3 separate regions of the Homo sapiens genome follow, and regions 1 and 3 are each linked to region 2. Evidence: read pairs that join two places in POLR2A ChIA-PET (ENCODE). Cell type or tissue: HepG2. All regions are shown on one strand. Each heading gives the region's core, and the rest is flanking DNA. Links, peaks and the distances in the headings are about the cores only.

Evidence for each region. Peaks named below come from ENCODE experiments on the same cell type or tissue, not always from the same donor. Only the 100,000 strongest peaks of a DNase experiment are listed, where the experiment ranks them.
Region 1: POLR2A ChIA-PET joins it to region 2 with 23 read pairs; 24 of 35 experiments call an interaction of 5 or more read pairs at or near these places.
Region 3: POLR2A ChIA-PET joins it to region 2 with 40 read pairs; 23 of 35 experiments call an interaction of 5 or more read pairs at or near these places.

The regions. Positions count from the first base shown.
Region 1 is chr9:70,483,297-70,493,016 of GRCh38, reverse strand. All of the region lies in intron 3 of KLF9-DT (KLF9 divergent transcript), which reads right to left. Among named protein-coding and RNA genes, the nearest start is that of KLF9, 74 kb to the right of the region's middle. RefSeq lists an enhancer at 7,338-7,644. In HepG2, for the core only: a CTCF peak has its summit at 8,295 (motif pointing right); a DNase peak (open chromatin) is centred at 8,296.
Region 2 is chr9:70,415,854-70,425,771 of GRCh38, reverse strand. All of the region lies in intron 1 of KLF9-DT (KLF9 divergent transcript), which reads right to left. Among named protein-coding and RNA genes, the nearest start is that of KLF9, 6.2 kb to the right of the region's middle. RefSeq lists silencers at 5,329-5,418, 6,349-6,398, 6,499-6,808 and an enhancer at 6,246-6,967. In HepG2, for the core only: no CTCF peak of the experiment used is centred there; DNase peaks (open chromatin) are centred at 4,861, 5,201, 5,611, 6,661 and 2 weaker places; H3K4me3 peaks cover 2,500 bases.
Region 3 is chr9:70,473,539-70,482,430 of GRCh38, reverse strand. The region is part of intron 3 of KLF9-DT (KLF9 divergent transcript); the gene reads right to left. Among named protein-coding and RNA genes, the nearest start is that of KLF9, 63 kb to the right of the region's middle. In HepG2, for the core only: no CTCF peak of the experiment used is centred there; no DNase peak of the experiment used is centred there; H3K4me3 peaks cover 381 bases; H3K27me3 peaks cover 2,158 bases.

The sequences.
Region 1 (9,720 bases), core at 6,887-9,386, 65 kb before region 2:
CAAAATCACTCATGAGGACAGTTAAAAAGGAAGAATTCTTCCTTGTGGTTGGAACGGTATGCAGGTGAACATCTGAAAAGACCAGCAGAATCTGGATCACTAGTGGGTGGTTAACTAAGAAAGACAGCACAGACTGCTGCATTCAGCATGAAGTGAAAAGGCTCAAAAAAGGCAAAGTGATCATTGGTCTTAGAGGGGTAGCTGCACTTTGCCAGGAAAATGAGGAGTAAGCCTTCCAGAGTTCAGTCTGCCCAGTGATTTACCACCAAAGTAAGGGCCCCGAGTACAGAGCTGTGCAGGTTGTACACTGCACAGAGCCCCCCTCTCCCAACTGCCCCACTTTCCTGCAAAAAGGGTAGCAACAATTGGAATCCAGCATGCACTCCAATCACAATGCTGTGTGCCCTAGCATGCAGGTGGGTCTGCCTAGAGGAAGGGATGACTTTTTATTTGCACAATGATGCTATCCACTTGGCAAACCATGTTCCCTGGGGACTGCACTGCCTAGAGGTGGAAGGAGAGGTCTATTTCTGATTGTAAGAAAGCTGCTATCTGTGCTAACAGCAACACTGGCCAAAGTCTTCCTAATTGCTAATAATGCATTTACTCTTTGAGACCGAGGCTCCCTCTGTCACCCAGGTGGGTGTGTGCAGTGGTGCAGTCTCACCTCACTGCAAACTCCCAGGCTCAAGCCATCCTCCCACCTCAGCCCCCCAAGTAGCTGGGACTAAAAGTGCATGCCACCATGCCTGACTAATTTGTTTGTTTGTTTTTGATTTTTTGCCACAGAGTCTCACTTTGTCACCCAGGCTGAGTGCAGTGGTGAGATCACAGCTCGCTGCAAACTCCACTTCCTGTGCTCAAGCAATTCTTGTGCCTTGTTGCCCAGGCTGGTCTCGAACTCCTAAGCTCAAGTGATTTGCCCGCCTCAGCCTCCTAAAGTTCTAGGATTACAGACACGAGCTATTGTGCCTAGCTGCATTTAATCTTCATGTCTTGCCTAAGAGAACCTTGCACATAGCCAAAGTATGAGTGGGAGAAACTCAGAAAAGATGATAATAGTAATAACAACAATCCCTCTTTTTTGTTTAGCCCTTATCATTTTAAATAACACTTTCCTATCCAGAATCTCATTCAAGCCTCAGAGCAATACCAGGTTCAAACTGGGTAAAGATAGCCTTTCCCATTTAAAAATTGTGGAGCTGAGACTCAGATAGTTGGGACTGAAATCTCAGTCTTCTGATTGCAAATTCCCTGCTCTTTGCACAAGACAAACAAACAACAACAACAACAAAAAAAAACTACACATTCAGAAAAGCTTCTAGGTATATCAGCTTGGACAGCCAGAGCCTATTTTCCTGTCTCCTCGGTAACAGAACAGTGATTTTCCTCTGGGGACATGCTGCCGATCTCCGTTTATGTTCTTCAGCCTGGGGAGAGACAGGCAATTGAGGCCTGGAAATTCAAAGCATTGCCATAATGGCTAGTTCAGGAATGGGCATGCAATCCAACCAGAGCCCATGAGGGGTGAGGAGACACTTGCAGTACTTGAGACAGGAGGGAGGCCCGACTCTCTTCCATTGGTCTTAGGCATGGAAGAAGGTGTGTCTGGAGTCATTGGCTGCCGTCTTGCCCCCATGTGGAATGCGAGAAAGGCAATGTGGATGATAGGGAAGCCAAGAGACAGGGTACACGTGAAATCATTTGAACCTCTGGTTTTAGGCACACACTCCAGTACTTTTTATTTACTTGAGCCAATATTTTATTATTTAAGCAGCTCAAGTTGAAACAAAAAGTACATCATTGCAACTAAAAGTGTCACCAGGCAACTAAAATTGCATTGTCTGTCACTTGGCTGAGTCAGGTAGTTTCTTCTTCTTCTGTCTTGCTAGTCTTATGCAGATACAGGCAATGCCACTCACAGCACTGGGGAACAGCATAAGGTTTAATTGCCAAAGACTAACGCACAGAAATTCCCTCAGTGCCATGATATGGCTAATCACCATCTCTCCTCAGCAGCCTGGAAAAGTTAAGGAACGCCGCTTTGCCCAGATGCCCAATGGAGTAGCCTAGCCTGCTAGACATTGTGAGGCAACTGTGTAATGTACTAAGAATTACACCTCACTTAGTAGACATTGAGCGGTGCTCTAATTGTGCTTGGACACCTGCATCAGATGGACCCCTGACAGTGAAAAGATGGCTCCCAGTGGCAATGGAGGTTTATGCAAGAGACAGAACAAGAATCTTCTCCTTCAAGCATGGGAAATAAGTCGTCCCCTTCAGTCTGACTGATCCATCTTGGGTCATGTACTCACCATTAGATCAACAGCAGATGGCAGGAGAATGACATTCATTCATTGGCTTAGACTAACCAAGATCTATACTGGAGCTGCAAATGGTGTCAGCTTCTTCTGAGTCACAATAAGAGGAATAGAACCCCAAACTGAGATTCCGCTGAGAAGAAAGAAATAGGGACTAGAGAGCCGGGCACAGTGGCTCATGCCTGTAATCCCAGCATTTTGGCAGTCCGAGGTGGAGGTGGGTGGATCACATGAGATCAGGAGTTGAGACTAGCCTGACCAACATGGAAAAACCCCATCTCTACTAAAAATACAAAAATTAACAGGGCGTGGTGGCATGCGCCTGTAATCCCAGCTACTCAGGAGGCTGAGGCAGGAGAATCGCTTGAACTCGGGAGGCAGAGGTTGCAGTGAGCCGAGATCACGCCATTGCACTCCAGCCTGGGTGACAGAGTGAAACTCCATCTCAAAAAAAAAAAAAAAAGGAAAAGAAAAAAGAAAGAAAGAAAGAAAGAAATAGGGACTAGGTGTTGGGTAAAATCAAGAATGTCATTACAACCACTACTTGACCATGTGACCCTGGGCATATCCTCTAACTCTTTGGGCCTCGGTTCCTTGCCTGCAAATTGAAGAGAACACAATCAAGGATATCAACACTCCCTATCTACTGTAATATGCTACAACTCTAGTAACTCCTCACACAAAACAGGAAAACCAAGTAGACAGTATGGGAGGCAGGGAAATTTGAGAATGGTGGTACTTGCTGATGTTCACTCATTTCAAACTTGCTTCACTTTGGGGAAGATATCTTGACAGGACAGAGGTATGTTTAAAACTTTTTTGTAGAGGCAGGATCTCACTATGTTGCCCAGGCTGGTCTCAAATTCCTGGCCTCAAGCAATCCTCCTACCTCCATCTCCCAAAGCACTGGAATTACAGTTGCCACCAGGCCAAGCCAAAGTCAAGATTTTTACTCTCCCCAATTACAATAAAAAACAATCAAAAGAATTTTCCAGCTGTCTTTATTACAAAGTCATATTTCTTATTATTCCATATTCTCTGGCATATAGAAAAACAATTTTAGGCAATGATGATCTGTTTAAGCAAAGTCTGGATTTAGCTTTTTTCTTTTCCTGGACCTGATCAGATCAAACAACTATAGCACGTTATAAATACCTGGGAAGATTTTTAAATCCCGATGCCAGGTTATAGCCCGGACCACGTAATTCAAAATCTTGAGAGGTGAGCACCTGACCTCAATAGTTTTTCAAGCCCCCAGGTTATTCTAGTGTGCCCCAAGGCTGAGAACACTGCCTTTGAGTCTGCCATAAAATCAGTGTCTGCTGAACCCCAGTGGAGAAAGGAAGGTGAGTGCCACACTTCCCTACTCCCAACTAGAGGAAAAATAAAATTGTTGCTGGATCTTTAAAGTCTAATGATTCCTGAGATATCTGGGGGAAGGAAGGTGTTGTTCTGTCTCAGGATTCTAAGCTTTATTAATAGGAACTAGCCAGAATGGGAAGTCTCGCTCCTAAGCAGCTGTAATTAAATCATATTCTCTGATAAGATGGCCCTTCCCAACTCATCCCCCATAAAGAACTGTGGCTGGTCTTACTTCTGGAAGTGCCTCTAACCAGAGCTGTTTCTAGGGCTCCTTAGCAGAAGGTCACTGAAGTTATTTTATTATGATTTTATTACAGAAAGATTTAAGTAAAAGGGGCCAGAGAGGGCACCTGAAATATTCCAAATATTCACCAGGCAGAAGCACTTAAGAGGGACACCTTCAACTGGAGAAGCTCCAATTTGGGGCTAATCCAAGGGTGTGTCCACGTGTAGCCTGAGCCAGAGACTAAATGCAGGCACAAGAAGTCACCCCGGGCAGCCTAGGAACGTTTAAGGTGAGGCATACAAGTGATTTAGTTCAAGGCATAATCTGTTCTGTTAACAGCATTTTCAAATGTTCCCCAACCTCTGACTTCTGAGACTGACAACATTCCAAGAATCTGAGACTAAATGCTGGAGGGAAAGAAAATATTCCTACCACTAGCTTAGGAATATTGGGTCATTCCTTGAACCAGGGGTGAAGATGAGTACTTTACTGGAAACCAAAAATTTGTACTCCCTCTGCTCGATCATATCTCTAAATAATTTGAGGGCTGCGAAGCATAATTAATTACCAAAAATATGAATTAAGCAGCTACTGCTTAGGGCTGTGCAATGACTAAAAAGGTTTGGTCTCTAATTTATAGCTGGTACTTATTAAATATATGCCAATTGATTTGTAAGAATTTATCAGAGAATAAATAAAACACACACTCAGAAGCCACTACTCATGCACAGGCATTATTAAAATGAAGACTACAGTAAGTTTTCCTTTCTCTGTTGTAACCTAACCACAGCCACTTACTGTTTATAAGCCCACTACAGGCTTATAAGCACATTACTATAAATCTTGCTCAATATGAGGATCCTATCCTCTTTTTTTTTTGTCAGATCGAGTCTTGCTCTGGTTCTGTCACTCAGGCTGGAGTGCAGTGGCCCGCACCCAGCTCACTGCAACCTCGTCCTCCCAGGTTCAAGTGATTCTCGTGCCTCAGCCTCCAGAGTAGCTGAGATTACAGGTGCACGCCACCATGCCAGGCTAATTTTGTGTTTTTAGTAGAGACGGGGTTTTGTCATATTGCCCAGGCTGGTCTGGAACTCCTGGGCTCAAGCAATCCACCCACCTCAGCCTCCCAAAATACTGGGATTACAGGCATGAGCCACTGCGCCCTGTCCTTCTTTTCAGAGATGCAATACAGGCTATTTATATAAAAGGCTGACATGAGCCAGCACAGGAGTGCCAGGTATACCCCGAATGCTAAGAGGATATCAGCACCAGGCCCCAGGCTCTGTGGGAAGGATTCAATGCGGAGAAAAAAAACAGCACTTGTCTGTGACCAGAGCCATGCTAAAGCCATTGACTTACTTTCATCTTTTCTTTAAAACTATTTTTTTGACACATAATTGTACATAGTGATGAGGTACATGTGATATTTTGTTACATACATACAATATGTAATGATCAAATCAAGGTATTTAGGATATCCATCACCTCAAGTATTTATCATTCTTTGTGTTAGGAACATTTATCTTCTAGCTATTTTGTAATACACAATAAATTATTGTTAACTATAGTCACCCTACTGTGTTATCAAACACTGGAACTTACTTCTTTTATCTGACTGTATGTTTGTACCCATTAACCAACCTCTCTTCATCGTCCCTCCATCCCCAGGCTCATTTTATTTTTTATTTTTTATTTATTTATTTATTTTTGCGATGGAGTTTTGCTCTTGTCGCCCAGGCTGGAGTGCAATGGTGTGGTCTCGGCTCACTGCAACCTCCACCTCCCAGGTTCAAGCGATTCTCCTGCCTCAGCCTCCCAAGTAGCTGGGATTACAGGCACCCACCACCACACCCAGCTAATTTTGTATTTTTAGTAGAGACGGGGTTTCACCATGTTGGCCAGGCTGATTTCAAAATCCTGACCTTAGGTGATCTGCCCACCTCGGCCTCCCAAAGTGCTGGGATTACAGGTGTGAGCCACTATGCCTGGCCAGATTTATTTTAATCTTGCCCCTCAACCCAACCTCAATTGGGATGGGAATCAGTCTAGGCTAGTTGGGGTCAGGGGAACAGGTTCAAGTCAGATGCAGATAATTATAGAGCATGAAGCACACACTGCAATAATTAGAACTCTTTTAGCTGTGACTTACAGAAGCTCAACAGAAATCAATGTAACCCATAAGAGAATGTATTGGCTTCAAGGTATAGTATTAGCTGGATTGAAGTGCTCAAAAGCTGTTATCCAGAATCAATTGCTTTCCATTCCCTTACTCTCAGGATTTCTTCCATGTTGGCTTCATCTTCAGGCAGGCCCTCTCCCAGTGGTGGTAATAATAATTGCCAGAGACTGGGTACAGTGGCTCACACCTGTAATCCCAGCACTTTGGGAAGCCGAGACAGGTGAATCACTTGAGGTCAGGAGTTTGAGATCAGCCTGGCCAACATGAAACTCCCATCTCTATTAAAAATTTAAAAATCAGCCGGGTGTGGTGATATGTACCTGTAATCTCAGCTACTCAGGAGGCTGAGGCATGAGAATCACTTGAGCCTGGGAGGCAGAGGTTATAGTGGTCTGAGATCCGCACCACTGCACTCCAGCCTGGACAACAGATGAGACCCTGTGTCAAAAAAATAAAATAAGAATAATAATTGCCAGAGCTCCAGGATCACATCCTACCAGCTTAACAGCCCAGGCAGTTCTAGCAAGAGCCCAGGGCTAGTTCTCACTGGCCTAGCCACAGTCACAGACTCATCTGTGAACCAACATCTGTGACCAGGGAATGCAGTTCTCTCATGGGCCAGGCCTCGGCCTCATGCCCACTTCTCATTCAAGGAGGAAAGGTCAGCGCTGCTCATACCACAAGGACTAAGACTTAGAATAGAGTAACCAAAAGAAAATCAGGGTGTTTTCCCAGGAGAATGGAAATAAAGGGTTAAAAACAACAGCTCTCCACTGCCTTGACGGTGCTGGCCCACTTTGTGGATCCTGGAGTTATGACACCTATTCTTACCCTCACTCTCCTTAAATTTCCTGTGCCCAAAACTTAATAGGCAATTGAATAAATAGTTTTAAAATGAATCAATGAATGAATCTAGTTGAGAGCATAAAACATGAACTATTTAAATATTCCACAGTATTTGGTGATATGATCAATGTAAACTATAAAAGCAAAGATGCAAAAATAAAGGAAGGAATGAGGGGATGCCATAGGGAAGAGGTAAGGCCTGAACTGGGTCTTGAAGGATGGGGAGAAAAGGGGAGGGGAATGCGTTCCATGAAAAGTCACAATGTGGGCATAGCACTGAGATCAGACAAGTACCATGAATCCAGGGACAGAGAGAAAACTTGCCAGGCTGGGCTTCACGTGGGCAAATAATGGGAGAGGAGTGGAGGAAGGTAGGAGGGCCCACCATGAGTCTGGGGTGGCCATCTGAGGACCCAGAACTGTATCCTGTAGATGCTGGGAGGGGGCAGAAAGGAAAAGCTGGCACTGAAGGAAGAGAGAAGAGTTCAGTTTGGGACAAGATGAGGCTGCAGTGTCAGCAGGAAGCATGAAGTAGGAGAGTGATGATGACAGTGCTGCTTTGCACAGATAAGCCTGGCGGAGACACGGAGGGGGCTGGACTCTTAGGGGTGAGCACGGAGGCAGGGTGTCAGTGGGGAAGCTGCTGCCAGGTGGAGATAATGAGGGTCTAAACTCCATCCCTTCAGACTGCCTTTTCCAGCCCAGCTTCAGAGGCCCTTTCAGCAGCCCCTGCCTGCCCATTACTCTTTCTCTCTCCTGCCTGTCCTGGCTCCTGACATGATAGCATGTCAGATATTTGATTATCCAAGAAACTTCAAACTTGAGGAAGCTACACATAGAGAGGGTCTAAAGCATACGGTGCAAAGACTACGCCTTGCTAAATGACACAGAAGTCTCTTAGCAAGGCATGGCACAGAAGCATGGGTGAACCAAGGAAGATACAGCTCACTGTCCAACTCTTCAGAACGTTTTCTGAATAGCATTAAGCACTGGATTCTGCAAACCAACTGATTGAGTTTGAATGTCAGCATCACCGTTTACTGGCTGTGTGATCGTGGGCAAGTTCTTTCTCTTAGCCTTGCTATTTCTCATCCGCAAAAAGAAAGTATAATTGAACTTCCCTCAGAGGCTTAGTATTAAAACTAATTGTGTTAATAATGTATATAATGGGCCTGACTCAATAAAAGTCTATTATTATTATTTGCATCTGGGAACATCACAAGTAAACCTGTTGGTAGGACTCACCTAAACTTCCTCCCAAAGCTAAAAATCCCAACACATAAGGGAGGCCTTTGGAGATGGGGTTAAGTCCTCTCCACTGATCCTCAGGCTGAGCTGAGTCTGTCCTGAAAGATATCGACCACTAGAGGGAGAGTGGACTTCCAGAAACCACAGTCCCTCAACCCAGTGTCTTTCAAACTACGGGTTTGAAACACATTAGTGGTTGTGATACCAACTTAGTGGGACCCGACTAGCATTTTTTTAATAAAATAAAACAGAACATATCTGCATTAATTTCAGAAGATACAGGTAGATATTGTTTCATGAAGCCCTTTGCTTTAAATAATTATATAGACATGTATGTTGTTGGTCCCAAAATAAAGTATATTTCTCACTGTGAGTCATGGTCAACTATCAGGAGATCTTGAGAAACACTCCCATAAATGATGTACAGGAGAAAGCTACCTGTGTTGTTCATTCTCAAACACCAACAGGCCACATTGAGGTGAGTCATTGCTCTATGTTAAAGAAGAATCAGACACAGAAGTAGAGGTCTGGATTTAACTAACGACACTCCACATTGTTAGGAATTGTTTTCAGATTCTCTTCCTCTGGTGTTCATTAGGCACCTCTCAAGGTCTAACCTGGCTGTCCTTTTTCAGGCCTATAAATGCCCTGTGTGGCTCTCATCCTAGGTGATAGCATTTACTCCCAAGGCTTCCATTGGTTCCTCTGTGTGACTGAATCCTGAACTACCTCTTTGGCTTTTAACTCCAGATATGTATTTCCAAATGATGGCTAGAATTCTCCCCATGGATGTCCCATAGACCCCTCAAATTCAACCTGTCTGAAACCCAACTCATTATTTTCCCTTTATAAAAAGAGAAGTAAAAGACCCTGGTCCTGTATTCCTTCTCTTGGCTCCTCTCTCCTAGCAGTCACTGTATTAGGCTGTTCTTGCACTGCTATAAAGAAATACCTGAGACTGGGCAATTTATAAAGATAAAAGGTTTAACTGGCTCACAGTTCTTCAGGCTGTACAGGAAACATGATGCTGGCATCTGCTCGGCTTCTGGGAAAGCCTCAGGAAGCTTAAACAATCATGGTGGAAGGCAAAAGGGAAGCAGGCACATCACACGGCCAGAGCGGGTGCCAGAGAGAGGGAAGAGGTGCCACACACTTTTAAATGACCAGATCTCGTGAGGACTCACTCATTATTGTGAAGACCGTACCAAGAGGATCGTACTAAACCATTCCTGAGAAATCCGACCCCATGATCCAATTGCCTCCCACCAGGACCCACCTCCAACACTGGGGATTACATTTCGACATGAGATTTGGGCAGATACGGTTTGGATATCCAAACCATATCCAGTCACCCAGGTGAGAAAATTCAGTTATGGTCAAGTTTTCTTTCTCCCTCTGTCATTGCTGAGTTGAGTCATTTATCTGTCCCAGTGCCTCATCTGTCCAGTCTACTTTTCCCTCCCACTCGTACTATTTCAGATGATTTGTATATCTTCTTAGTGGTCTCCCTGTTTCCAGCCTCTCACCTTTCCCATGGA
Region 2 (9,918 bases), core at 4,524-7,023:
TCATTCTCTAAACTGCTGGCCAACTGAAAGGAGAAATGGACCAGAAGTCCCCAGTAATACTGAAGACTAGACTTAAGCATAAAGCAAGTTCATCTCTCGTGACCATGGAGAGAAAAGGTGAATGAAGTGGATGGAGCATGCTGCAGAGGACCGGTGGGTTGGTTGCAGAGGCTTAGTGGGAAGAAGGATGAGTTCTTCCTTTCCAAGAATATCCCATCCGCCATACCTTCCCCATGTGACTCAGGAGAAGGAGATCCACCTCCAGATCCAGGAGTACCTCCCAACCAGGACAGAGCTCTCTTAGGAGGGTACATGTGAGCAAAGGCTCAGCGAAGGTCAGGATGTGAGCCACGCTGAGATCTTGGAGAAGGGCATTCCAGGTAGAAGGAAGAGCCACTGTGAATGCTTGTAAGACAGGAGTCCAGCTGGTTAATTCCCGGATGAGCAAGGCGGGTAGTGGGGCTGGAGCGGAGTGAGGAATGGAGTGCGGTAGGGGAGATCAGGACGTCTCCTTTTGGGCTCACAAGGAGGCTTACCCCACTGTGAGGACAGCAGCAGTTTCTGAGTGAGACTAGAGTCACGGCTGTGTTTTGAGCAGAAGAGTGCTGTGACCGGACATGTATTTTAAGAAGAGCACTTAGCTCTTAGCAGTTGTGTTGAGAAGAGAAGCAAGGTCAAGGGTGGAGGCAGGCAGAGCAGCTAGAAGGCTCCTGCAGTTATCGAGGCAAGAGAGGAAGGGGCACGGCATGGCAGTGAAGGTGAGAAGGGCCGGGTTGTAGAGATATTTGGAACATAGGACTAACAGGAGTTCTTGATGGATGATTGGCTATGGGGTATGGGTATCCATTTAAAAGAGAGATGAAGGATAACTCATTGGCTTTTGTCCTAAGCATCTAGAAGCACAGGAGTGTCTCTATCTAACATGGGAAAAGCTGCCAATAGAGCCATGCATTAGGAGGGAACGATCACAGTTCAATTTTAATATGTTGAGTTGGAGATGTCCATCATATATTCAAGTGGAAATGATGACTAGATAGTTGGATGGTCACGTGTGAAGCTCAAGAGACAGGTGTGGGCCAGGCGTAGTGGTTCACGCCTGTAACCCCAGCACTTTGGGAGGCCAAGGCAGGTGGATCACTTGAGGTCAGGAGTTTGAGACAAGCCTGGCCAACATGGCAAAACACTGTCTCTACTAAAAATACAAAAATTAGCTGAGAATGGTGGTAAGCGTCTGTTATCCCAGCTACTTGGGAGGCTGAGACACGAGAATCCCTTGAACCCAGGAGGCAGAGGTTGCAGTGACCTGAGATCACACCACTGCACTCCAGCCTGGATGAGAGAGCAAGACTCCAAAAAAAAAAAAAAAAAAACAAACAAAAAAACAAAAAAAAAAAAGAAAGAAAGAAAGAAGAAAGAAAGAAAGAGGTGTGAATTGAAGATAAAAATATAAAAATTGGGTCAACCCTGGCATGTAAAAGGTATTAAAGCCTGTCACCCAGGCTGGAATGCAGTGGTGCAGTCATAGATTATGGCAGCCTCCAACTCCTGGGCTCAAGCAATCCTCCCACCTTGGCCTTCCACGGTGTTGGGATTATGGGTGTGAACCACGGAACCAACCCTGAAGATATTAAAGCCTTGAGGCTGCATGAAACCAGGAAGGGAGTGAGTATGGATGTGGAAGAGAAACAAGGACAGGGCTCCAGGGCAACTCGACTTTAAGAGAGCCTGGAGAGGCCGGGAGCAGTGGCTCACGCCTGTAATCCCAGCACTTTGGGAGGCTGAGGCAGGCGGATCACCTGAGGTCAGGAGTGTGAGACCAGCCTGGCCAACATGGTGAAACCCAATCTCTACCAAAAATAGAAAACTTAGCCAGGCATGGTGACACATGCCTGTAATCCCAGCTACTCAGGAGGCTGAGGCAGGAGAATCACTTGAACCCGGGAGGTGGAGGTTGCAGTGAGCTGCTGAGATTGTACCACTGCACTCCAGCCTGGGTGACAAGAGCGAAACTCTGTACAAAAAAAAAAGAAAAGAAAAAAAGAGAGAGAGAAAGCCAGGAGAAGAACTGAAAGTAGCAAAGAAGAAAAAGAAGGAATCCACCTCTCTTCCTTTTCTTCACTTGGCTCCTAGGACACCATAGTCTCTCTTTTCCTCTATTTCACTGTCCACTCCTTAGTCTTCTTTGCTGTGATGTGAAGTGAAATAACTGCCCAATAGACTTGGCATCATGGAGGTCATCCGTGATCCTGAGAAGAGTAGTTTCAGTCCAGTGACAGAAATGAACGTCTGATTGGTGTGAGATCAAGAGAGAACAGGAGGGCCGGGCATGGTGGCTCATGCCTGTAATCCCAGCACTTTGGGAGGCTGAGGCGGGTGGATCACCTGAAGTCAGGGGTTCGAGACCAGCCTGGCCAATATGGCGAAACCCCGTCTCTAATAAAAATACAAAAATTAGCCAGGCATGGTTGTGCACACCTGTAGTCCCAGCTACTCAGGAGGCTGAGGCAGAAGAATCGCTTGAACCCCGAAGGCAGAGGTTGCAGTGAGTCGAGATCACGCCATTGTACTCCAGCCCGAGCGACAGAGTGAGACTCCGCCTCAAAAATAAATAAATAAATATAAAAAGAGAACAGGGGGTGTGCACATATAGACAGTACATAGAGGTAACTCTGAGATGTCTGCATACAAGGAAGATGGCAAATGGAGTAACAGTGCAGGAGGATATGGGGTCAAGGGGGCACAGACGCAGAAGTATACATATAAAGACAGGAGGGAGGACACTTTTTTGTGCTGAAGTGAATGATTTAGAACAGAGCAACAACTTGATAAGCAGGAGATGGGGTAATTTTAGAAACAGTCATTAAATAGCCTAGAGGGGAAGGGAACCTGGTGCCACATGGAAGGATTTGCCTTAGACAGGAGCAGGAACAGTATATCAGGTGACAAGAGAGAAGGCAGCGTCTGGGTGGAAAGGTAGGCAGGATGGAAGATATGATGGTGGGAAGAGGAGGTAGTTCTTGTCAAATTGCTTTTATTTTCTCAGTAAAATAAGCAGCAAGTTTCTCAGCTCAGAGTGAGGAAGGGAGGGGTGTTGGAAGTTTGAAGAGAGAAGGTGCAATATAGTCATTTCAGCGTGTGGGAAAGTAAACTGACGAGGGAAATGCACACGGACAGTGTTGAGAGCCCACTTGAGATGTATGATCATAAATTTAGAGTGACAACAGTTAGCCCTGTCATTTTTGTCCAGTGTGTTAAGCTGGACAGAATCAAGAGTTTGGCCAGATGGTCCCAGGAATGAGAGAGTAGGGGGAGGTGCATGCGAAAGAATGATATAGTGGAAGACCATGAAATCTTAAGGTGGGTAGGAGAGATGTAAGAATGAAAGGTCAATGACAGACAGTGAAAAAGTAGACTGGAAGTCAAAATAGGGTCAAAGAATTGTTCAAATGTGGTTATTTGAGCAAATAAGCTGGGAGAGAAAGAAGTGTTGGTCAGGAAGGAGGATGATGGTCGGAGGTGGTGCTGTTATTTGGTGATGAAAAGATTGAAGATACCCATGTGACAGTGGGGTGGAGGAAAAAAATGATTGCTGTTCAGGTACCAGGGTTTCAGATAGGTCATTAATCTATTGGGATGCTAAATTCACCAAAAATGTTAATAGGAGTTGGGTGGAGGTGGGGGACTGTGAGTCAGGTGCTAGAATCTTCGGGGAATGAGGGGGAGTGCAGGAGAGCCTGCAGATGACAGCCACAAAGCGGAGGTGGTATAGTCTGATGGCAGGTACTTCAAAGCAGCTGGGGTGGAGGGGGAAGAAAGAAGAGTCTATCTTGGTGAATAATTCTCCTGCCAAGGGTTTGTTCTGAATTCCACTCTCTAGTATCTCACCAAGCTTCCTTCCCTCTTTTGGCAGCTGAGAGGCCATCCAGGGTAAGGATTTTTTCAGGGTCGTGGGGTCAGAAGGAAACCAGCAAACAGTCAGGACTTTTATTCCCTCTTCTCTGCTACCAAAATACCAAGGCAGTGTTTTGGGTATTTAAAAGAACATTTTAAATGTCCTTGTTTGTTTCTGCCTCTGTGCAACATTGTGCTGGGAAGGACAGGGAGCTGGTAACCATGGCAGTGGAGCAGAGGGTGGTGGTGAAGAGGTGGTTTTTAAATGGGGTGAACTTCAGGCAGGCGGCACCCAGAGCTGGAACCCCCACGGCCTCCTTGGAGTCCTTTGTTCATTCAGCTTACTTAGGGAGAGAGCCTGCATTCTTCCCCGCTGTGAAGCAAGCTTTGAAAGGAAAGGTTTTGCCAGACTCCATAAGGAGAGGGTGTGTCCCTAGGAGCAGGTTTTGGGGTTCTGCCTGAAAACCTTGGTCGGCAGAGAATTTTGGGCACCCTGTTACGAACAGGACAGTCTGTGATGGCAAAGAAGCCAGCTCTGCAGCATCCTGGATGCAGAGTTCTTACACACCGTTAGCTGTCTCACCACTTCTCCCTGGACAGGTGGCCACTCGTGGGGGTGGCCCAGAATCCTGGCCAAAAAAGACAGCCAGGCAGGGCCCCCACAGGAAGGTAGCTGGCAGGGGAGTCAGGAGGAGAGGAAGGGGGAGGGAAGCAGTCACCTCTTCCACGTTCCTGGATAGGGAGCCTTAAGACCCTTTTCAGGACAAATAAGTGCCCCCCAAAAAGCGGACACAGGGCAAGGCAGGACAGGACAGGGCAAACCTGGGGCACAGCTCGGGGCCAGGGAAGTCCCATGACTGCAGTGTTCAGCTGCAGGTTTCCCAGCTGCTCTGGGCGGGAAGCGGCGCCGGGAGATGGGGGCGGGGAGAAGGGAGGGGAAAAGAGGAGGAGGGAAGTAAACAGGAGACCACAGAGAGAGCCAGTTCCCGGCGTTCAGAGAACACTAGCCGCCTCCGGTCCCCGGTGGGTGGCTGTATGTGTGGAAATGAAACTGGGAGGAGGAGGGAGAGAGGGAAGAGCGGGCACGCACTTCTCGGCTGTCATCCACCTTGCCTCTTCCGACCCTCCAGCCCGCTCCCCACCGGGGTAGGGGGTTGGGGGAGGTGGGAGGAAAACAGTTCAGCAAACGCCCACCTCCAAGTACCAGTAGCTGGTTCAGCTGTCGGTGAATCAGACACTGTCTCAGCAGCTTGTCACCTGCGCTTGGGAGGGGAACAGAGGGCAACCTTGGAACTTGGGAGGGGGAGGTTGGGAAAGTGCAGGATCCAGCACTGGGCCTGGGCCTGGGCGTAGGGGTGACGCCTACGGCTCGGAAAAGGGCTATCCACCTCCCTACACCTACACACGTCTCGACCCAGTACCCGGACGCCGAGTAGAGGGGGTGGGACAAGAGCATGGGGGCCGTACAGAAGGGGGAACTGGAAGAAGGGGAGGGGAGAATGGGTTGGGGGTGTGCTGCGGCGGGAAGCGCTGGGTGCCGGGCGGGCGCGGCCGCGGGGAGAGCTGCTGCCCGGTGCCTGCCCGCGCGAGGTTATGCGAGGTAACCGAGCGGAGAGGAGGAGGGAGGCGGCGGGGGCCGCGGGCCGGGGTGTCTGGCACTCGTTGGACAAAGAGATGATGAAACGTGAGCGCTATATTTACCAAGGGGGTGGAGACGGGGCGGGGGGGGCGGAGAGTAAAAAGGACAAACTGTTCCACAACAACCACAGGAAACACAGCCCATTCTGACTCACTGGGAGGGCCACACCGAACCCCTCGCAGGCTTAGCCTGAAGGCAGACGCGGGGCGCAGGTGCTCCCGGGACCGGACCGAACCTGGGCTGGGGCTGGATTGATTTATAAATAAAGGCACATTCGATCCAAGAGTGCGTGTGTGCGTGCGTGTGGTTCTTGTGGGGTAGGGGAGAGCACGGAATGGCAGGAATGTTTCCTAACCCCTTGGCCGGGCCATCGCGGGAGAGATCTGCCGGCAAACTCTGGGAGCGCAATTCCTGCAAAGTCATCTCCTCCCGCACAGCCTGGCCGGCCTGCCCGCCACGCCCCGCCCGGGGACAGCAGCACCCGCCTCCCCCACTCCCTCCCCACCCCCGCAGCCCATGGAGTTGGGGTGCGGTGCTTGCTATGTTTAGAAGCTGATGTCATCTCGACACCCTACTCTGCAGTGTTCCTAGGAGGACCGCAGGGCAGGTTTTCCTCTTCCTCGCGGGCGTGGGGGATGGAAGGTGGCCAAGGTGCCCTGCCCTCTCCCCAACACAGGAACCCCACACCCATCTACCCGGGAGATTAAAAGAAAAAAAAATGCAACACCGCCAGAGTTATGAAACAGGGTGGCGGGGGCGGTACGTGCACGCGGAGAGCGCAAAGCAAGGGCCTGGGCCGCGCGGGGCTCCCCCCCGGTCCCCGCCCACTCCCACCCCCGCGCTCCCGGGTGCAGGGGCTAATTTCAAGGTTAGCTCACGTGGGCGTGGGCGCCCGGAGCTCCTTGCACGAGTTTGGGGCGGGTTCCTGGTCCCCCAATCTAGGGCAGTTTGTTCAACTGCAGTAAAGGGAGCTTGATGTTCCAGCAGGGAAGGGATTTCTGAGAACTGGGACTGTCCTCAGATGAACTCGCCTCCTCAGGCTGCTGCGGCGGCGGCCGCCTGCGGAAGACTTTTTAAAAGGGCGATGCCAGGCCGGGGCGCGCGGTCCACGAGTGGCTGAGTCGCCCGCCAGTCCGCGGCCGGAGCCGAGCGCCCGCCCCCGAGCGCGGGTGATTCACCGAGTGCCGCGCTGGGCCGGTCGGAGCGCGGGGGGCTGCGAGCTAAACTTATCCTCCTGCATATGCATGAACGGGCGGCCTTTCTGCGCTGCAGAGGAGAGGGCTGGAGTTTTGCGGAAGGCTGCTAAGTGGGGCGGGAGCAAAGTAGGGCGGCGTGCAAGTTTTCGCGCTTGCCTGAGCGCCCTTCCCCCTCCAGCCCCTGGGTGTTAGCTGTCATTATGGCCACGGGCGTTCCACCAGATCGGGCTTTACCTGATTGTATTTCAAAATCCAGGAACATCGCCATTGTTGGAAGCTTTATCCCTTTAGCCTCTCCCCTCCTCAAGCTCGCCTCCTTCTCTAATTCCCCTGCTTTCAACAAAATGAACACTGGTTTCCTCCACATATGTTCCGTGTGCCTAGGTGGGGTCGCTGGAGCTGGAGGGGCTGGGCCCTGAAAGGGAGAGGTCTGGATGCAGCCCAGAATGAGGTCCAACACGTGATCCTCTACCCCCAGTGGGCCATCTGTTCTCCTCCTTCCTTCCCGCCTGGAGGCTGGCAGTTCTGCCCGGCACGGTCCACCCCTCCCAGCAGGAAAGAGTGAGAAAAGCCAGAACTGGCAGAACCCAATACCTACAGAGTGTGATTTTAGCCTGAACTTCCCTGGTCCTTGAGCAGGGGTGACACCCGGCAATCTGTATTTTAAATCGAGCGCCAGGTGATTAGCTCCACCCTGCAAGGTGGGGAAACCCTGCCTTGGGGCACAGTTTGAATAAAAATCTCCAGGGGAGGGGCCTGGGAATCTGTGCTGCATATGCCAGGAAGTACCTTACTCCCCGCTAGGGTGAAAAATTTACCTTGGGCCAGGCGCGGTGGCTCACGCCTGTTAATCCCAGCGCTTTGGAAGGCAGAGGTGGGCGGATCACCTGAGGTCAGGAGTTCGAGACCAGCCTGGCCAACATGGCGAAATCCCGTCTTTACTAAAAATACAAAAATTAGCCGGGCATTGTGGCGCATGCCTGTAATCCCAGCTACTGGGGAGGCTGAGGCAGGAGAATCGCTTGAACCCTGGAGGCGGGGGTTGTTGCAGTGAACCGAGATCGTGCCATTGCACTCCAGCCTGGGCGACAGAGCGAGACTGTCTCAAAAATAAATAAATAAATAAAATAATACAATTTACCACGGAAAAAGAATAGGTTATTTGAACCCCCATTCCACTTTCTACAAACCAGCTTGAAGAAAGAAAAATCGAGACTATAAAATTAAGGAAGGGATTTTGAACACATTTATATTTGTGTCTGCTACCCATTAAATGTTGATTTAAGGTTTTCTGACCTTCACTGCCATAAAGAGCAGTATTTGTAGATGTACAGCAGATGAGATGGTATTTAAAGAACCCAAGTCTTGCCCCAGTTTTTTTCTCTAGGATTTTTTTTCTTTTGTTTTAGATCCCTTGAGTGTTTGGAGTTTGGGAGGAACTATTGGAGATTTATTAATCTAATCTCATCAATTTACAGATAAGGAAATAGCTCCCAGAGATTGTCTGAGGTTAGAGTTTATCTCAGACCCAAAGGCCAGCTCCTCACAGTGGTCTACAACGCTGAAACAGCTGACTGTAGGCACTACTTCTTATTAGAGCTAATAATGATAATACTGTAATTATTTTAGGATGCACAGAAAACAAGGCTGATATGTTCTGGCTACAGGCCCATAAGCCATTGTTTTGAGAACTTTGATAATAAAGCAAATTCTTAGGCAGAATTTAGAGAGGAAAGCATAAACTAGAAGCACACTTACAGTCTGAATTTTCATGCTCCTTCCGGTTGGTTTGTTTGGATTTTGAAAATGTGTATTTACAAAGACTAACTTGGGGGAAAACAGCCCTCTTACATTTATGTGGCATAATATATACTTTAGTGATAAATTATTTTAATTAGGAATGATTCATATTAATTTGGGATCATTTATTTTGCCAACATTTAATTGGGACAACCACATGCTGGCAAAACAGCCCAAGCCGGTTTTAATCATAAAACTATTATAATACGCATTCCAACACCCCCAAGGAAACTTCACTGTTGAAAATAGAAGAAAAAAATCCTGACATAGAAATAATTATTTGCTGATATGTTATTTTATATATACGTTTTTAACATATAAACTTCATGGAGGACAGAGTCTCTTTTCATTTCTGTATTCCCCCATGCCTAGCTCATTGCCAGGAACATAAATATCTGGAGAATGAATGAGTGGAAAAGGAGAAAAAAGAGAAAGCATTCTACAGTTCTAGAATTGCTGGGTTTAAAAAGATATTCTAAATCAAGTCAAGCAGCAGTTATGTTTGTAAATGTGTGAGAAATTCATGTAGATGAAATCTCAGTTTTCTTTCATTACTTTCTTTTGTAACTCTGAAATGAGTGAGTTTGGAGAATTCAGTGTTTATGTCCAGTTCAAACAAAGTGAAATTAAAGGGAATTAAAGAAAAGCTGGCAAGGAGTAAGGAAGGGAAAAGTTTATATTTTTAAAAAACCTAAAGTGACTGATGTATTCAAATTCCTGGATTATATAATCTTCAAGGAAAGATACAGACTTTTCCTCTATTCTGGAATAATGATGATGGTGGTCCTAGGGCTGTCTATAGATGTCCAGGCCCGAGCAGTCTGTTTCACCAGTACAATCCCAGTTAAAATGCAAGTCTGAGGGGTTGTACAGGCCATGATCATAGAGATCCTGGAGAGATCCCGCTGGTATATGCACTGGGCCTTGAGGCAGGCAAAGGTGCAATTTCTAAGTGATCGTGTATCCTAGGGGACAAAATTTGTCCCAGAAAAATCATGAAGTAGGCAAACTCCCCTGGGCTTCAGTGAATTCTTTTCTAAAATTAAGAGATTAAGTTCTAAAAATGCAAGAACTCCAAGATGGCTTGGAGTTTTTTATACACTGTATACCTACCTTACAGGGATGCATGCAGGGTGCTTGGTACAGGGCCTGACACAGAGTAAGCCCTCCATGAAAGGGGTCGGTGATAATGATGCTGATGGTGATGATATTCTTGGTTGCCCAGTATCCCCTATCTACACCTTTCTTCCACCTGCAGTCACCTACTGCAATATCTTCCCTGTACCACTTTAATATTTTTGTTGTTGTTTTCTTTATTTTTTTAAGCTGTACACTTTTATTGAACTGGTCTTGTCAGGTTTGTTATTTTTTAATTAAAATCTATTATACTCT
Region 3 (8,892 bases), core at 373-2,872, 61 kb before region 2:
ATTTAATATTCTGATGGCATGTTGACACGTGACTTTTCAACAACAAAAGTCACAGGGGGAGGCTGAGGCAGGTGGATCACGAGGTCAGGAGATCGAGACCATCCTGGCTAACACAGTGAAACCCTCTACTAAAAATACAAAAAATTAGCCAGGCATGGTGGTGGGCGCCTGTAGTCCCAGCTACTCGGGAGGCTGAGGCAGGAGAATGGTGCGAACCTGGGAGGCGAAGCTTGCAGTGAGCCAAGATCGTGCCACTGCACTCCAGCCTGGGCGACAGAGTGAGACTCCATCCCAAAAAAAAAAAAAGAAAAAGAAAAAAGTCACAGGGAATCTCTGGGAACTAGCCCCATCTCAGAGTAAGGACTCCTTTCTAGAGATTTCCTTATTACCAGCAGTCAGCAAAAACCATAAGACAGCAGCCCCAAACTATGAAGCAGGTGGTAGAACTGAGAATTTAGGAGAAAAATCTCTCATTGGTGCAACAGCATAACACTGGACACTTACGGATGACTCTGCAAGTATACAAGACAAGCCTTATGCTCCTTTCACCAATCAAGCTCGGAAGATGTGACTTTCCCTGTATCACAGGAGCACCCCTAAGTAGAAGGAGACTCAAACCCACACCTCACACTTCAGATCCACAGCTCACACTTCAAAGTTGTGCTCTTCCTGCTTCACCAGTGAGTGTTTGGTGAATTTTACTCCAAAGAAAGGAATCCACTATCATTAAAAACTAATAATAGTACATTGGAAAATCACTGCATTGCACCATTCTGTCTATGCTATAAAGGTCTCCCACTCAGATCGTCCAAGCAACCCCCTAAACAACTGGAGACTCAACCCTATGACTAGGTGAAGATGGCTTTGGTTTTTTTGGTTGTTTTTTCCTGTGGACCTCATCTAACTTGAAAGTTGTGGGTTTTGTTTGTTTGTTGTTGCTTGAGATGGGGTCTTGCTATATGAGGATGGTTTTTGAAAAGGTATTTCCAACCACCTTACTTTACCAAGCATTAACAGCTTTTCTCATTGGTCATTTATATGGAGGCCAGTGACCCAAAATCCTTACAATCAATTATTTCCAGTTATAACAGCAAACTGGGAACACTATTTGGAATATTGTAATAGCTTGAACAACTGAGAGAGAAGTCACCAGCACAAGGGGCCTTACCTTTCCTTTAAAGGAAAATAACTTTTATTACCGTTACTCCCTGAACACCTAAGAAGAAAAAAAGAAATTGAAGAGAGACAGTGACAGACTCGTTAATTTCCAAAGTTGATGCCAAGTCCTGTCTTAGAAAACGGACATCACAGGCGCTTTGCTCTTTCAGGAAGTGTAATGCTTGGGATGGTCAATTTTGAGTAGCGAAAAAGCAAATGGTCTAGGCCAAAATCCGAGAGATCACCACGATTTCAACGATTTGGGGGTTATCTTCCCTGTCTTTTCCCTCTTTGTCTGTGTGGTTCCTCAAACAAAGTGGGTTGGAAAAGTTCAAACTCAGTTCACAGAAGAGAACATTCTGTACTGGCACAACAGGCTGGGCTGCTCTGTGTAAAACAAGATCAACAGCATGATCTCAGCTGCCGCGGCGGCAGCAGCAGGCACCACGCCGCCGACCCACAGCCCGGCGTTTGAATGCAGGGCTGTCAAAGACGATCTCTGGACAGTACACTGCGAAGGTGGGGACCCACACATACACACACACACACGCACACGGTACGTCAGAAATGACTTTCTGCCCCTTGTAGTTCAATTGTTACTTCCTCTCCCCAGAGGGTCAAGAAAGTTGTTTAGATTTTTCTCTTTGGAGAGTAATTACAGCTGCAACATTTCCAAGGGAACAACCCCCTGCGTGTGCACTTCAGCTCTGGCATTGATTGGGGCTTTTCAATCTGTTTGGATGTTACTGTAATCAGATGACAGCAGTAATACTAAGTACATTGCTGCCCGGGCTTAGGGAGGGAGGCAGTGAGGGAGGAAAGAGGGGATAGAGGATCAAGTTCATTGTTACCCTAACCCCCACTCCCAGCTTTTCTATTTTCTTCTGGATCCAAAGCTTTTTCCTCCTTTGTCTAGAATTTAAAGTGCAATTCAACACATACTTATCGAGTGTTTATTTTGTGCCAGGGCCTGTCCCTAGAATAATACTAGTAGCAAGGTTGTTCTAGTGAAGTGAAATCTGGCCCTCACACCCATCAGAAGAGGAAGGACAGGAAAAGGGAAAGCTGTGTATGGAGACAGGTGGCAAGGCGGGAGGGGAGGGCTGCCAGAATGAAGGATGGACAGGCCTGAATATGGGTGGGTGTTTTAAAGTATGACAAAGCAGACATCTGGAACGGGGCTGCTTTTGCATTGCCCTTTCTACGTTGACTTCAAGCCTATTTGCAAGAGGAAAAAAATGGCAAGAATGCACAACTGCCCGCCCCAGGAGGGATGGAACTGCACCTCAGCCTTCTTTAAAGGTTCCTGTTTCCCCGCTGCTGTGGCAGGAGCAGAGACCAGCAGGAGGTGAGCAGGGCACAGAGGGGCCTCACAGAGAAACAGAAAGAGGATAATCAGGGCCTCCTAGGCAGTGGCTTTGAATCCTAATTTGTTGGGTGAACCTCAGGCAAGTTTCTCAGATTTGTGCCCATGAGTCTCTGCGCTGTCAGCTATTAACTGGGGAGAGTCTACCTATTAGTAGAACTATTGTGGGATTTAAGGAAATAATATCTCCCTTTGCTTGGCAGACACTAGGTATTTAATAAATAGTAACCATTGTTATTATTAATGTAAGTACTATTCAGAGAAAGCTGTTAACCTGGTGTCAATTAAGAATTTGCACCAATGTGACCTCTGAAATGTTTTCTTGCCCACGTATTTTCACAATTTATTTACTTAGTGAATGTCTATGGAGCACCTGTTTGTAGCCCTGTGCTCTATTCCAGGCACGGCAGGAGGCACTGGGGCAACAACAGTCTTGTCCTGGAGAGCTTCCTCACCTTTCCAGGGAGGGCAGTTTACACAGGGCAGCAAACCCTGGGTGGCAGACCAGCGCTTCCTCACTGCCTACCTTCTGTCATGTTCAAGCTTGTTTCCTCTAGGTCCAAGATCATCTCTATGATTGTGACCAGCCATCCCATAGGAAAAGAAGCTTCCAGAGATACTGGGGAACAAGGATTGTTCAGGGACAGCCCTGATGTGAGACACTTCTCAGAACTGTTCTTCCAGAATGTAAACACCCTTTCCCTTTCTCACTTCAGGACCAGAGCTCCTGCCAAGACTTTGAAAAACAAGTTACACAAGCACCTTTGGGGAGGTTGGCCATGCCACACCACAGCTGTAGCTACATGGGAGAGGAGGAGGGAGCTGGCCTCAAGGACTTAGTCAGGGACAATACTTCCACCCCTAAACACAAGTTCACAGGTCCAAGAGTCCAGTAGAACACAAGCCCTTGGACCACCACACCATGCCCCAGCCTGTGGCCCAAGGAGTCAGTCACTGAGGATAATTTCGCAGACTCCCCTGCCACCATCACTGACAGATCCCAGAGTTCAAAGAGTAATCAATCGCCTGTCATTAGAGCCAGTGCTCAGGCCCAGGTGGGGCTTTCTTGGAACTGGTCACTGGGATATCTTAAATTCTTTTTTTTTTTTTTTTTCCAGACAGGGTCTCACTCTGTCACCCAGGCTGGAGGGCAGTGGAGTGATCATGACTTGCTGCAGCCTCAACCTCCTGGGCTCAAGCAATCCTCCCACCTCAGCCTCCCAAGTAGCTAGAACCACAGGTGCACGCCACTATGCTCAGCTAATTTTTTAGTTTTTTGTAGAGACGGGGGTTTTGCCACGTTACCCAGGCTAGCCTCGAACTCCTGAGCTCAAGCAAACTCCTGGTCTTGAGGAGTTCCTGGGCTCTTTCTACCTTGGCCTCCCAAAGTGCTGGGATTACAGGCCTGAGCCACCATGCCTGGCCTTAAGTTTTTTCTTCCCTGGGGAGATCACCTCCCTTCACTTCCCTGACCAGACCTCCCTCACAGAAGGCCCTATTTAAAATTTTGGCAGCAAAGAGCCTGTCTCAAAAACACTTCTCTCCCAATTGAAGTTATTTGCCAAGGGCTAGTGCCAACTCCAGCCAGTCGTAGATGGAATTTCTCAGGCCAGAGTGTGCCTGGGGCAGTAAATGCAAAACCTTAAGGATCTGACCTGGACCAAGCTAAATAAATCCAGGGACTGGGCATGTAACCAAGATCTCAGAAGGAGTAAATGAAGGGGAGTTCTCAGAGAATTAAGCAAGAGTTTGCACCAACCCACACACACCTGGTGGGAGCAAAGACCTAACAGAATGACATTTGTTGATCACACATAATGTATCAAGTACTTTACATACATTCTCTCATTTCAACCCCACAGTAATCCTGTAGAGTAGGTGTTGATATCATCCCTGTTATAGATAAGAAACCAAGACTCAAAGAGCTTAAATAACTTGTCCGAGATCATGCAGCCATGGACATGGCAGAGCTGGCACTTAAACCCAAGTCTATCCAAGGTTGAAAGCCCAGATTCCTTTGATTACACTATTCTGCCTCCCTGTATGCAAGAATCTTCTTTCATTTTTAAAAAAGTTTTTTCAAAAGAAAATGTTTTTCAGAATTGTGCTCCAGAGACTCTTATTAGAATACAGGTAGAATCATCTTGTATATTTATCTTGATTTTTTAGAGACTGAGATCTCAAGTTGAAGTTCTGAGACCAAGTCCCACTCTCCAGTCTCATGTAGTTTACCCTATCTCAGTATACATAATCAGCAATAGTTATTGAACATCCACAAGATCTTCTACTATGTTCTATAGGGGATAGAAAGGTGAGTTAAGCATGTCTCCTGCCCTCAAGGAAATTATAGTCTGTCTGAATAGGATAGGTTGTGCTGCAGTAACAAATAACCTCTGTATCTGAATGGCCTAACGAAAAAAAGGTATGTTTACTGCCTTCACCAGATGCCCATTGTGAATCAGCTGGGTCCTCACCCGAGGACCCAGTCTAATGGGCAATCTGCCACATATCTCAAACATTGCTAATCACCATGCCAGGGGAAGGAAAGTGTGGTCGATCGCTCACCAGCTCTTAACACTTCTTCCCCTGTAAGCTTCTTTTCCAAAGGGACTCATGCCAATTCTGCTCATATTTCATTGGCCAAAGCAAATCGGCCACACACAATGCCAAGTTATATACAAACCTACCACAAGTCTGGAAGTGGAGGAAACCTTGAAAAATTTGGTGAATAGCCCTAATAATGACCATAGTCTGAGAAGAGGAATGGCTTCAAAGCCTCATCCCCCACATTCCACAACAGAGCAAGCCAAATAACTAAGTGCCCTTAGAGTGGGTGCTTTCAAGGCTTATATATATCCCAAGGACTCAACAGAGATTCATGCCTGGGCTAGAGACCTCAATGAAGTATCCTGAGGGGTAAGGCCTATGTTGAGTCTTGAAGAGTGGGAAGGATTTGGCTGGACCTGCAAGACCAGACGAGTTACATCCACCTTCAATTTCAATAGGGTGATGGTAACCCACCACCAATCACCCTCATAAATGACATAGATTACTCCAGGCATGAAGGGACAACCCAAAGGAACACCTGAAGGAAAGAATATGCAGTGTGGGCTTAAGGGAAAGAAGGTCCATCATTGCTGAGCAGAGTGCTGGAGTCAAGGAGAAATGGCAGTTGAGGCCAAGGCATTAATTGAGAAGACGTAGAAAATGTTCAAACGGGAGAAAACCATGATTAGAGTAGAACTTTATGGATTCTAATAGGTGGCTACATTCTTTTATTTCTTTCTTCATTTCACAAACATTTTAAATATTTTGCATTAGAGATGCAAAGGTATATGAGGCTTGATTCTTGCCCTCAAGTTGCTCCAGTCTCTAGCAGGAGGAGAATATATGTGTTGCCTATTTACAATACCCTTGTCTTTTAAGAGGGATTGATCTCAAAGAGATCTGATGAACATAACCTAAAGCTTCAAGCATGCCAGATAATGAAGGAGAAAGGGTGAGTGCACTAAATTGCTAAATGGGATTGAGGTAGTGGTGAAGAATCCAGGGGTGGAAGGAGGCTGGAGCCAGTGCAGCCGGAGGAGAGTGGAGAGAGGAGGATTGGAAAGGATAGGGGAGATAAGGCAGCTGGCAGTGGGAGAAAAGGCTTTGGGAATGAAGGAAGATTTTTAACGGGGATTTGTATAAAGTTTGGCCATATGGTGTTCAGTGTAAGCCCTCCACTTTTCTCCCTTGTGAGCATTTCAGTCAAATCCACATAGCTGAAATGCTTTCGGGGTGGCTTGAGAGGTAGCAAGGGGGCAAGTGGGCTGCAGTGAAGCATTGATTATGGCTTCCACGTGGGTACAGGGTGTGAGCAGGGACTTCCCAAAGGTCCCAGTCACATCTTATTAAATAGATATGTGCAATCAAATTTGGACAGGATAGAGTGGCTCATTCTGGGTGTGGGAGAGTCAGTCAATAAAAACTTCATAAAGGAGATGAAAGACAATCCTGGTGCCAGGTGTCGAAAGATCAGATGTCCTCAGCCCACTTGGATTAATGGAAAGCATTCCAATCCAGGCACCAAGAGCAGCATATGCAAAGGTACTGGGGTGTGGAACAGCCTGGCTTGTTCAAGTAACTCCAAGCAAACCTTGATGGACAGGATAATAAAGTCAGGAGGGGCAAGTTCAAGAATCTAACCCAAAAATCAGGAGTGCATGTTCACCTTCGAAACTATTCATTCGATATTTACTGACCCTCAACTACTTTCCAGCTTATACAGTGTCATGAAAATCTTTTGATTTGGTAAAAACCTGGGAAATTCATGACTTCCTATTAGTCTATTGGTAAGGAAAGTGGGGATCCAGAGATAAACTTTTCTAAGGATGTCCTGACTTACTTATTCTTGCCTCTCACATACGCAGTATGACAATATTTACCTTGCTGCTAAGCACCATGTCTCCATGTGCAGTGATGACAAAAAGCCAAGATCCTTGAGGTCCTGTGTCCCAGCGGGTGAATGATTGCCTGAGACAGCAGCAAACAGGAGCAGAAATCTGGTGACTATTAAAACCACTGATTGATTTACAGTCAACTGTCAGGTGGGAAAATTTATCTCCATTGATCACAGCCTAAAGTATCCTGTGTGTGGGGTGTGAGTGTACATATGTGCCCATGTCTGTTTTAAGTATCCACCTGGGAAATCTCTCAATCAGCATTTATTTCAATAATCACATACAGAGCTCTGGCACTTTTTTCCACAAATGCTTCCAAAGCAGTTTGTAAATTTTATATAGCTGGGGAGTTACTGTGGCAGGAATAGAAGGAAATAGATATTTATCAGCTTCCTAATGAGAACTGGAGACTCAGTGTACTTTTGTTGAGAAGAACAGGGATCCAAGAATGTGTATTTAATTCAGAATGTGTGTGTATTTAAATGACATAGTATTTCATTAAAATGTTTTTCATATTTCCTCCTAATCATCCATTCAAATTCTACATAACTTTCAAGGCCCACCCTCTAGAATCAGCTTCTAGTTGCTAAATTTTGGTCCTCTGGAGTAAAATACTGTCACATTGCCCTGGACATTGCATCTCTCTAAACACCCCCAGAAGACTGGCAGTAGGAGGGAGACCTTGTGTCCCTCTCAGGGGTTTTATATTATGCATTCCCAGCCCATTTCTCAGCAAAGGCTGAAAAGTATTTATCCAGGAGACCAGTGAGCGCCTGTGAGGAAACTGGAGAAACTTCAGATCATTCATTCAGTCAGTCAATATTTACTAAGCAATTACTATGTTCTAGAAACTATGCCAGGGTCCTAGAGATACAGCTAAGAGCAAAAGACATGGATCCTGGCTTCCCAGAGCCAGCACTCTAGTAGGGGAGATGGTCATTGATGGGATAATCACCCAGATCATTGTAAATCTAGCACCAAGATAAAGGGAAACAAGGAAGAATCTGAGAACATAAGCGGAGTAGCTGGGTTTCCTGGCTTATGCCTGTAATCTCAGCAATTCAGGAGGGCAAGGAGAGAGGGTCACTTGAGCCCAGGAATTTAAGATCAGCCTGGGCAACAAAGGAAGACTCTGTCTCTACAAAAAAAAAATTTTTTTTAATTAGCCAAGCATGATGGCACATGCCTATAGTCCCAGCTACTTAAAAGGCTGAGGCAGGAGGATTGAGAGCAGGAGTTCAAAGCTGCATGATAGGCCAGGCACAGTGGCTCACGCCTGTAATTCCAGCACTTTGGGAGGCCAAGGCGGGCAGATCACCTGAGGTCAGGAGTTTGAGACCAGCCTGGCCAACATGGTGAAACTCCATCTCTAATAAAAATACAAAAATTTGCCATGTATGATGGCAGGCACTTGTAATCCCAGCTACTTGGGAGGCTGAGGCAGGGGAATCGCTTTAACCCAGAAGGCGGAGGTTGCAGTGAGCCAAGATCATGCCACTGCATTCCAGCCTGGGCAACAGAGCAAGACCCCATCTCAAAAAAAAAAAAAAAAAAAAAGCTGCATTATAGCTGAGTTATAGTAATGCTACTGCCCTCCAGCCTGGGTGACAGAGTAAGACCCTGTCTCAAAAATAATAATAAAATAGAAAAAGAGAAAAAAGTAGAACATAAGCAAGGAACATTACCTAGACAAATGGGTTGGGGAAGGGTGCCTGAGAAAGCTCATCTGGAGGCTGAGCAGGAGTTATGGAGATGCGTGTGTGTGTAACAGCCTTAGTTTCCTCATTTGCAAAATGACTGTACTAACAGTACCTTGCCCAAGTGTGGAGTCCCTAGAAGTAGGTCCTGAGATAAGGACTCATGATGAGGTGATTTATAAAAAAGTGTGCCCTAGGGCCAGGCGCAGTGACTCACGCATGTAATCCC